Regions from separate parts of the Homo sapiens genome. Here region 2 is linked to region 1. A link is a loop called in an ENCODE intact Hi-C map of the cell type or tissue named here. Cell type or tissue: ascending aorta. All regions are shown on one strand.

The links. A loop is a pair of places that touch in the nucleus more often than their neighbours do. Peaks named below come from ENCODE experiments on the same cell type or tissue, not always from the same donor. Only the 100,000 strongest peaks of a DNase experiment are listed, where the experiment ranks them.
Region 2: a loop joins it to region 1, with 5 times the contacts of the local background. A loop is called at or near these places in 2 of 110 quality-filtered maps.

Annotation. Positions count from the first base shown.
Region 1 is chr11:126,111,349-126,116,348 of GRCh38, forward strand. No RefSeq gene overlaps it. Among named protein-coding and RNA genes, the nearest start is that of CDON, 51 kb to the left of the region's middle. In ascending aorta, CTCF peaks have their summits at 2,337 (motif pointing left) and 4,793 (motif pointing left); DNase peaks (open chromatin) are centred at 1,403, 2,423, 3,953, 4,873 and 1 weaker place; H3K4me3 peaks cover 307 bases; H3K27ac peaks cover 4,753 bases.
Region 2 is chr11:125,374,007-125,379,006 of GRCh38, forward strand. All of the region lies in intron 5 of PKNOX2 (PBX/knotted 1 homeobox 2), which reads left to right. Among named protein-coding and RNA genes, the nearest start is that of PKNOX2-AS1, 110 kb to the left of the region's middle. In ascending aorta, no CTCF peak of the experiment used is centred here; DNase peaks (open chromatin) are centred at 223, 2,285 and 3,021; H3K4me3 peaks cover 606 bases; H3K27ac peaks cover 3,414 bases.

The DNA of each region.
Region 1 (5,000 bases):
AATTGGACCTCCTTGGAATGATGCTGACCCAAAAGAAGGCTGATTTGCAGCACCCTCTGGGCTGCTGGCCCCGGGGCCGGTCCTCTCAGGGCCCAGCATGATGGCTGCCTCGCCCCAGCTCTCCTGTCTCACTCCAGACTCCCTCATGCCTTGGAGCTGAGCCTGCAGGAGCTGTGGCCAGGGCAGGTTCTGGACCCTACTCCACCTCCCTAGCCCCTCCTCTCTCCTCCAAGCAGTCCCGCAGTGGGTGCCAGCCCTGCCTGGGGCTCTGGCTGCATGACAATTTCCAGGCCTACCTTGCGTGGGGACTGGGGATTGGGCATGATAAGAAACAGCACATGACAGATGTAGAGGTTGGGAAGGTGGCCTGGGAAGGCCTCTGCAGTGTGGATGCAGAAAACTTGAAGCAGAGTGGCTGGCAACTGCCCAGTCCTGGGCTTCCCAGAATGAAGGGAAGCCAGACCTGGGGGTGGAGAGAGGGGCCAGAAGATGCCCTCATCTCCCATGGAGTCGCCTGTCTGCTCGCGGTGCTTTTTCCAAGCTGCTGGCACAGCTCCCTCGCAGGCTATTATTGTCAACACCCTCCCTGTTGCCTGGTGTCCCCATGGAGGGACACTGCCATTGGCCATGTCTTTGCCACACCCTGTCCTTGCCACATCCCAGAGACCTGGGAGAAAGGACTGGGGATTTGAGGTCCCCAGGCAGCCCATAATGCCGAGAGACCTCACTGCCCCTTAGCTGTCAAGCTCCTCTCTCCTTGGCTTCTCTTCTGTGAATTTGAGACCCCTCTCTGCCATTCTACCTATGTCTTCTCCAAAAGCCTAGGGAAGGAAGGATCTGAGTGATGGAGACCCCTCACTCCCACACACAGGAAACATCAGGATGAGAAGCCCACATCTCTCCTCACTGGTGTCTCCCAAACCCACCTTCTCAAGGGATCTTTAGCCCCCAGCCTAGCAGTAGGTAGCATGGGCTCATTTTGAACCATGAGCCCAGAGCCGGGCTGAGCCCTTTCTCCACTGAAGGCCAATCTCTTGCCTATCCCCTGCCACACAAGTTTCCCATCCATTCTGGAACACCCTTAGTCACAGACTGTCTGTGTGGACTAAGGGGAGGCTTAGGGTGGCAGTAGCTGGACACTGTCTATACCTATGTCACCGAGGGATGCAGGGGCAGCTATTTCCTGGAAGAAGAAAACAGAGAAGCCCAGAGACAGGCGGCGGGGAGACAGAGGCGGAGACCAAAAGCAGCATGACAGAGAGACAGGAGCTGGGGGAAGCAGAGAGGGCCAAATTGACACCACATGGCTGCCGCGCCAGACCCCAGGGCCCAGCAAACAGGCTTCATGCTGTCAGTTGCCATGGTGACAAACATGCAGGAAATATCCAAGATAACTAGAATAGTGGCAATAACATGTGTTCTGGATAAAACCTTCCGCGGCCCCACCCCCTCCAGTGTATTCGTTGCATTACTCAGGATAAACTTGGCTTTTGCACATTCACCTTCCCCGAGAGGCTGGGGCTGCGGGTCCTCGGGTTGTCGGGTGAAAGGCACGGCTGCCCTTGGGAAACGAGTGGACCTGAGGCAGATTTTTGCTCAGGAAAAAAAAGGTGTATTTTGTGCCTCTCACCTCACTCCTGCCTCTCCGAGTCTGGATTTGGGCACCCATATCCTTCTGCTCTGGAACGCGAAGGCCAAGAAGAGTCTGAATTCCTGTTTGAGGTCACATAGCAGGTCTGAGGACAGAGGGGACATCCTGGGAGGTCCTTCAGGAGCCCACAAAGCATCCCAAGGGAGTTCAAGATCCATCAAGAAGCCAAAGCTAACGTGAGGGCGCCTGAGGCCGTGTGCAAAGCTGGACACCCTGGCAGTGCCGGTGCCTCTGCTGGGGCAACACTGCCTCCACTCCCGAAGCAAGGGCAAGGTATCCCGGGGGAAGAGGCAGAGAAGGGAGGGAGGAACAGGGGCGCTTTGGGGCAGGTGACTCTGAGAAAAGGAAGAAAAGGACAAGTTTGGCCTGGTATTCACACAGAAAAGTGACTCCCACACCTGAGAGAATGGAAGGAAGTAAGGGGGACATCTCAGAAGAGAGCAGAGCCTCCTAGAAAGCACCCCCTATTCCCCCAGCTCCTAAAGATTGACAGAGGGTTGGGGGGGGCGGGCGTGCCAAAGTCACCACTAAAGGCCCAGCTGGAAGCCAGCCAAGACAGTTGGTGCCCACCAGACTGTTTGGATTCCCCCTGCACTCTCTGGGTTGCTGGCAGAAAAGATTCCGTGGAAAGGACGCGAGATTTCAAGTCCTGCCACCTACTGCCTGTACAACCTCAGTGAGGCCGGTGACTTCCCAGGGCTTCCATCCTCTGCTGGGTGGAGCTAACACTAACTTATCTCTCCAGGCTGCTAGGCGGAGTAAATGCCACAGGGCACGTGGGAGCACTTGGCACATTGTAAAGCTCTGTGTCCAAGCTGTTGAATGCTGTTGTGACTCAGGCAGAGAGCAGCAGGCAGGCCAGGGAGAGGTTGCAGGCAAAGGTTCATGTGAGGAGACTCTGGTTTTTCTAATGACACTACACCCAGATTTTCCGATCTAAACAACCAGCTTCAGTTGTGATTTCCCATGTTGGAAAGTTTCTGGAAAATGATCCATGATAGAAATGGGTTTGGGAATGGTCCACCTGGACACAGTGGCCCTTACTTGGCTTGGAGCATTCCCCTTGGGAATGCCAGAACCAATTCGTGGCCTAGTGGGACAAAGGGAGCCGTTCTACCCAATGACCCTTGCTCCTGACCCTCTTCAGTGACCACAATCCCAGCCAGCACCCCTCCACCCCCCACCACCAATCGGGAGCATGAGCCAGGTCTGGAAGCGGCCCTTAAATGACCTTTTAGACCCAAGTGAGGTTTCCCAGCTCCCTTGGGAATCTAGGGATCTTACAAACTGAGATGAAACCAGATTAGCTTCCATTTTTGCTGTTGGGAAGAGTGAAATTCACCCCACTCATCCCAAGTTCAAAGCCTTACTTTGGTACCATGTTGCAAGGAATGTGGATGGAGGTGAGACAGAGACAGGTAGGGAAAGCAAGAAATGGCTCAAGCCTTGGTGCTCAGCTTCCCCAGTAACTGCCAAGTGTAGGGAGGGACTGGCTCAGGGAATCCTGTTCCCCAAACCCAGGACCAAGACAAGACCACTGGAGGAGCAAGGAGCTGTCAGCCCCTCACAGGTGGCACACCAGCTGGGCATGCAGGGGAAAAGGCAGACCGAGGCTGGGCCCAGGACCTCCACCATCCTGGCTCCGGGGGAGGACAGCAGGAGGCCTGGTCGGCAGAACACCACCCACCACCTCCCCAGCTGGCTGCCTTCTCTGTATCTGGTTTCACTCTCTCCACACTTATTTGCCACACCAGCAGAAGAGGCAGCTTCAGTGGCAGAAGTCTGGGTGTGTGTGGTGGGGGTGGGGGATGATGGGGGCAGAGGTGGGTGGTGGAGTGATGGGGTAGAAGGAGGACCCAGACAATCCCAGTTGCTTCTCCAAACACTATCAGGAAAGTTCAGAGCAAATAAGAGCTCTAGATGGCTGGAGCCCAGAGGAGGGCCTAGTGCCTGCCTGCACCCTGTCTTCACAATTCCCTAGGGTGTTTGAGAGAAGCAGAGGCAAACTGTCCATTACAGAAAAGCCTTAACCTGAGAAGGGGGAACCCGGTCTCCCTTCCCTACTCCATAGCCCCAGCTGGGACTCCAGCCCAAGCGCCGTGGAAGGTGTGGGCAGAATACAGAGGCACAAAATCTGCCCCAAAGACTTCGGGGTATGGTGTTTCATGGTCCCAGGGTAGGGACATAGTGCCGGCAGCCACTTTTTTTCTGTTTGCCAAGGAGCTTTCTCCCTGGGGATTAACAGGGCCTTCCTGCCACCCCATCTGGCTGGTACAGGAGCCAGAACACCACCCCTGGCTGCCAGCCAGCCTGTGTCGGGGGAGCCAGGGCTCTCTCAGAGACTTACAGACGTGGTGCTGGGGCCTTAGGGCAGGAAGAGGGAGGCAGAGGCCTCTGGGGCCACCCAGCTGGGAAGTCCTGACCCTGAAATTCAGCCAGTCCCTACCTCTGGCCTGTGGCTGAGGGTGGACAGGGAGTCAGGAGGGTCTCTGTTTTGCCTTCCTCCTCTCTCTCTCTCTCTCTCTCTCTGTCTCTCACTCTCTCCTGAAGATAGGGAATATATAACCAATCTATAACCTGGAAGACTGAGGACAGGAGACTAGGAGGCAGTGGACTTCAGTCTTGGTAAGATGTGATCGCCCGTTGGAAAGGCCAAGCCTAACTAAGGGTGGACAAGCTCTTGGACAGGGTAGGAATGGGACTGAGAACCCACTGTCTCCTCCTCATACCACTGCCCACATTTTATCCACTTTCTCTCAGGGACCCCCGAGACCCCGTAGCCAGGAACCCTCCCCCAGCCCCATGAAGGGAAGGAGGGCCCACTGCCCTGTGGGGTAATGAGCAGCTCCACCCTGCTTGGGAGGAGGGTCAGTGAGAGAGCCGCTGGCACATCAAAGAAGGCAGGGCCTGTGTCCCGGAAGGCAGCTCTCAACAGCCAGCAGCACCCATAGAATGGGACCACGCCAGACGGCCCCCAAGACCAATTCTCATCTCACGCTATGTGCCCCCCACCAAACGGCTGTAGCCTGCACTTGTCTGTCCGATCACCCTTCCCTGCACTGTGCTGAGTAAACAAACACAGCACTCAGGCAGCCCTCTGCTGGCAAACACGTCTGACTTAGCAACCGCTCCTAGAATAAATAAACACCACACGCTTACACACACTCAGACACACTTGCTCGTGCTCTTTCCTGGAACCGGGGACTGCTCCCTGTCCCACGTGCGGCTCCCACTGGGCCCCAGCCTCAAACAGGCTACATCAGAGTAGTGCCTGAGACTGTCACCCTTTGCCTGGGTGTGGGGATGAGCTGGGGCCTCAGGTGCACAGAGACCTGGACCCAGGCTTGGA
Region 2 (5,000 bases), 740 kb before region 1:
AGACAGATAGGCTGGGTCCTGTGTGACTGTCCTCTGTAGCAGCCGCCTGGTCAGGACCCTGGGAACTGGAACTTCCTAATGAAGTGTCTTTGAGAGAACTCTTCCACCCTGTGACCAAAGAGTGTTCTGGCTCCAGTGAAGTTGACCCTGGGGCTTAACCCTCTGCCTTCCCTGGCATTAGGCTTGGTCATTCCTGGAATGTGCTGGGTGAGGTGGCCTGAGAATGGTGTGGGAGACATGCAGCCATTCCAAGCAGAGAAGTTAGGACCGGATGCTTCGTGCCAGGGCCTCTGGACTACTAGGTGCTGTGGGCAGATGTTCCAGGCTGTGTCCTTGGCTGGGCTTTGTGGGATGGGGGTTCTTCTGGTGGATAGTCCCTGCTTTTTGAAGCAGCTGGGTTCACTGGCACCTGAGGTAACATCTCAGCTGCTGACTATAGTCAGGGGGGTGATCCTGCTGGAGCTATAATCTGAAAAGTGAAACCATGCTCAGATTTCCTCTGTACCAGGCAAAGCCTATTCCCTGCCCTTTCTATGGCATCATAAGGCCTCCCGCACCAAGCCCAGCCTTGCAACTGATGCTGACAGGCCCAGAGGCTGCAGCTGTCTTGCTCAGGGAGCAGGTGTGCTCAGGAGTGGTTGGTCGTGCTGCTTCCACGGCTCACCTCCCTGACCTAGGTAGAGCTCCATCATCCAGGGTCCCCGCCAAGACCAAAGATCCAGGAGTCCTGAAATCTGATGACTTTTATCCTCACAAGGTTATGTTAGGATTCAATGAGATAACCAATGCTAACAGCTGGCAGTGCTTGGCACACAGAAGGCTCTTGGTGAATGGTATCTACATTCATGAAGAAGGACTGCACCGGGTCTGTCCCCCTTACAAGAAGGAAGACAACCAGCAATTGGGCCTCCTGCTAGTGCAAATGACATGGGGTGGGGTGGGGTGGGGTGGGAGGAGAACAGAAAGCTGGGGCCATGAAGGTTCATATGGCCAGTGGCTTCTCACCGGGCCTGAGCTAAGCCAGCTTCCCTGTCTTTTAACCATAGTGCCACTTTCTGCTTTTCCCAGGCACTGATCCATTTCATGGTTGAGTGGGAAGAACCTGAACTGAAAATTTAGTCTGCATTCTGACTCTATCATCGGGCAAATCTTTAACTTCTTTAGATAAGCTTTCCTACCCCACAGGGTAGGCATCAAACGAGGAGAGGAGAGATCTGTAAAAATGTTAAGGCCTCTCCAAACACACACAAGTATTATTACAAGAGGAGGTTCTTTTGGAAACTCACCGGATAAAGCAGAGATTCTCTCATACAGCAACAGTCTCGTGGCTCCCAGGGTAATCCTGGCAGCTCAGTGCTTGGACCCCAGGATGTGTATGACTCAAGAACAGTAGAGAAAAGGGGGAAGGCAGATGAAGTGAGTTCAGTAACTGCTCACAAGTAGTACATGGGAGAGAGGGGAGAGCACACGATTTGGAGTTTGAATACCTGGATTTTAAATCTCAACTCAGTTACTGCATAGCCTGATGCGGTCATTTAACCACACAGCACATCTGTTTGCTAATGAGTGAAATGAGAATGAGAAGCCCGTTGGGGTATCAAAATGCAATAAGCACATATAAGAGCACTTTACAAAGTGCCACTGAGTGTGTGTGGGTGTGTGTTTAGTCCTTGACTGTGACCAAGACAACGTGGTTAGGGCTCACCTCCTCACAGCATCTCTTCCCCTTGAAGTTCTTTCTCTAGGGGGACTGGCTGAATTTCTGGTGACTTGGCTGGAATCACTGATCGCCTTTCACTAGCTGCCTAATTTCAGGAAGGACACTTGTCTTTTCTCTTTTGTTTATAACTTTTATTTTCAGTTCGGGGTGCAGGAGCAGGTTTGTTATATAGGTAAACTCGTGTCATGGGGTCTGTCGCACTTCTCTTTTCACTGCCAGAGTCACCTCGCCTTGTTCTGAAGGGGCTGGACGCGACATCCCCACCAGGTCTCATGTATCAGGCTCTTTGTATTTTTGCCCTCGCAGAGCAGTTTTAACTTTCACTGTGTTGAGATTTCACATAGATGCGTTTAATGTGCCGGGAGGAGTGTGTGCGTGCATGTGTCTGAAGGGAGGAGGGCTGAGTAGACTGCGACCTGCCCTGGGCCCCACACTTGCCGGGAATGGACCTGTCCACCCACCTGGGGGAGGAGAGCTGGGCTGGAGCCCAGGAGCTCTGACAGATGCAGCTCCAATTTAGCAACTCGAAGAAGTCCTCTCCAAGGCAACCCAGGCGAACACACCGCCCACTGGGCAGGACTAAAAATACACCCGCATGGTTTCAACGTCACACCTGAAGTAAAAATACATCCAACCAGGGGCCGCTGGCTCGCTCCCACCCCCCTCTGTTCTCTCCATCTGGTGCTTTCAAGGGGAGGAGAAGCAGAGGGCTGGACAAGCACCTTCCTCCCTACTCCCTCCCCTCCCTCTAAGACCTCACCACCCTCTCTGCAGGCAGCCCCCAGCAGAGCCCCAAAGAAGGCAGGTCCTTTCGTAGCAACTGTGACTAGAAGCTGCCAGATGGCAAAATCTGTTCCAAGTCCCCCTAGTATGGATGGATTCTGAGCCTGAAAGAACTTGAGGATTGTGTCTCAAAACCTTCATTCCAATAGTCATTGCTTACTCCACTCATTCATTCACTGATTCCCATTCACTGATTCGTCAAAAATGTATTGATCCTCTGCTGTGTGCCATATACTGTGCCTAACCCTTGGGAGTTCAGAGAGAGAGAAAATGTGGTCACCGACTGGAGGAGCCCACCATGCCATGAGGAAGACAGTCCTGTGCACAAACGACTGTGCTTAGTAGAGTTTAAGAAGTGTCATAAAATAAATAAAAATAAATTTCTATTGGCAGTCCTTTTTCGGTTAAAAGAAAACGAGGTTCGAAGTTCTGATAAATTGTAAGATGCCTCTCCCTCCTCTTTCTGGGCCTCTATTTGAATTGGCATGTGGGTTTGTTTTCCCAGCCAAATGAGTCAGTGGAGATGGGAATATAAATTTATTGGAGTAGATGGTGTCAGTGTTGCCCTGAATTTAAAAAGTGCCCACGCACCGTTCCAGGGAAATGGAGCAGGCATTAATTGATAGTTTACTAAGTGCCAGACACTCTCCATGTTTCTTCATTTAATTCTTACAGGAACCTGCATGGGAGGTGTTGTCCTTAATGAAAGAGGACACTGAGGCTCCAAAAATTCAGTAACTTACCCAAAGTGTAGCTTATTTCAGACCACCCAGCTTCCCACCCTAAATTGTGAGTGAGGTCAAGGAAGAAACCCCTAGCATTTGCTGTGAGGGCTCGGAGGAGGCGATGGTTTCTCTTGCTGGAGAGACCCATGAGGGGAGCCTGCACAGAAGGCATGTTGGCCTGGATGCTGAGGTCGTTGGAGGGGACATGAAGAGACACAGGAGCAGGGAATTCAGGTGGAAGGAGCAGCAGGAAGAAAGTCATGGGCACACGAGAGCAAAGGGCAAAGATGGGCACAGGAAGGCACAGAAGTTTGCTTTCCACGGGCTGCTGAAGGACAGTAGTGACCATTCCAGGGACCAGGGTCCGCCTGCCCTCTCCTTCCAGCCACCACCTTTCTCTGCTGAGTCCTTTTACAGGGTTGTCCAATCTTTTGGCTTCCTTGAGCCACATTGGAAGAAGAATTGGCTTGAGCCACACATAAAATACACTAATACTAACAATAGCTGATGAGCAAAAACAAACAAACAAAACAACAAAACAACAACAAAAACGCAAAAGAAAAAATCTCATAATGTTTTAAGAAAGTTTACGAATTTGCGTTGGGTCACATTTAAAGCCGTTCTAGGCTCCATGCCACCCATGGGCCGCGGGCTGGACAAGCTTGATCTAGGAGAGATACTGAAAAGGGTCTGAGGCCACATGATGAAGAGCCTGGAGCGCCCATCTGCGAGCGCTGGCTTCATTTCACCATCATCCAGGAGAAAATTTACTGCCCTCCTCTGAAAGGGCACTTGTTGTGGACCATCTGCGGTAAACAGATGCCCCAGGAAGGGGTTAGGGGTCTGTTTGGGAAAGTAGTTTCTAGGCTATTCTCTGGTTCTGAGATCCCAGTGGTGTCTGGCCTGGGCACTAAGAAATAAAGGCTCAGAACGCCAGTCCTCAGGCAGAGTTTCTGGAAAGGCGAACTTTTAGCTACTTGACAACCACTCACTGTGTGCCGGTAGGGCATAGGTTGGTAGCCAGAGCGCCACCGATCCCTGCGTGCCCCACCTCACCCCACCCCACCGGCCAACAGCCTTGTGTCCTCTGAGCAGTGGGACCCTGACCAGGCCTCTGGTCCTGCTGGCCCATGCCTGAAGATGTCCACCAAAAAATCTTGTTCTCCCATGCCTTCCACCTCTGGATCATCCATCCTTGGCCCAACAGGAAGAGACAGAGGCTCTGTCTCCCCTGTCCCCATTGGAAGAAGCAGCAGGGGTTCAGGGATGGGGTGGGCACTGACCCTGGGCTTCCCTCTTCCCACCCCCAAGAGGGTGAGAATGGCTGTAAGGAAGGTGCGGAAGGAGCCGGGGGGCTCCAAGGTCAGTCACAGGAAAGGAGGTGGATGGCCCAGGCAGGCAGCCACACACTTGGCTGGACCCATAATTGAGGTCTGCAGTCCTGGCCAAGGTCACAAGGGAAGGGATGGCTGAGAGGCTTAGAAGGGACAGAGTGGCATGACTGTGAATCACAAAGTTTATCACCCAGAAAGAGAACTCAGCATTCACATCTCCCCTTGCCGGTGACCACCCTCGCCCCCGCTCATGGCTGGTGCTGTTTCTGTCTGCATATCCACTCTCTGGCTCCCTTGTGTTTTGCATCTTCGCCTCTCTGAAGCTCTGTATTTTTGCATTCTTTCTAACTTCTTTTCTGTCTCTGCTTCTGTTTCTACTCCTCCCCTAAGAAGGAAGAAATGTTTGTTTTTTTTTTTTAAACCCAGGTGGTCCAAAAA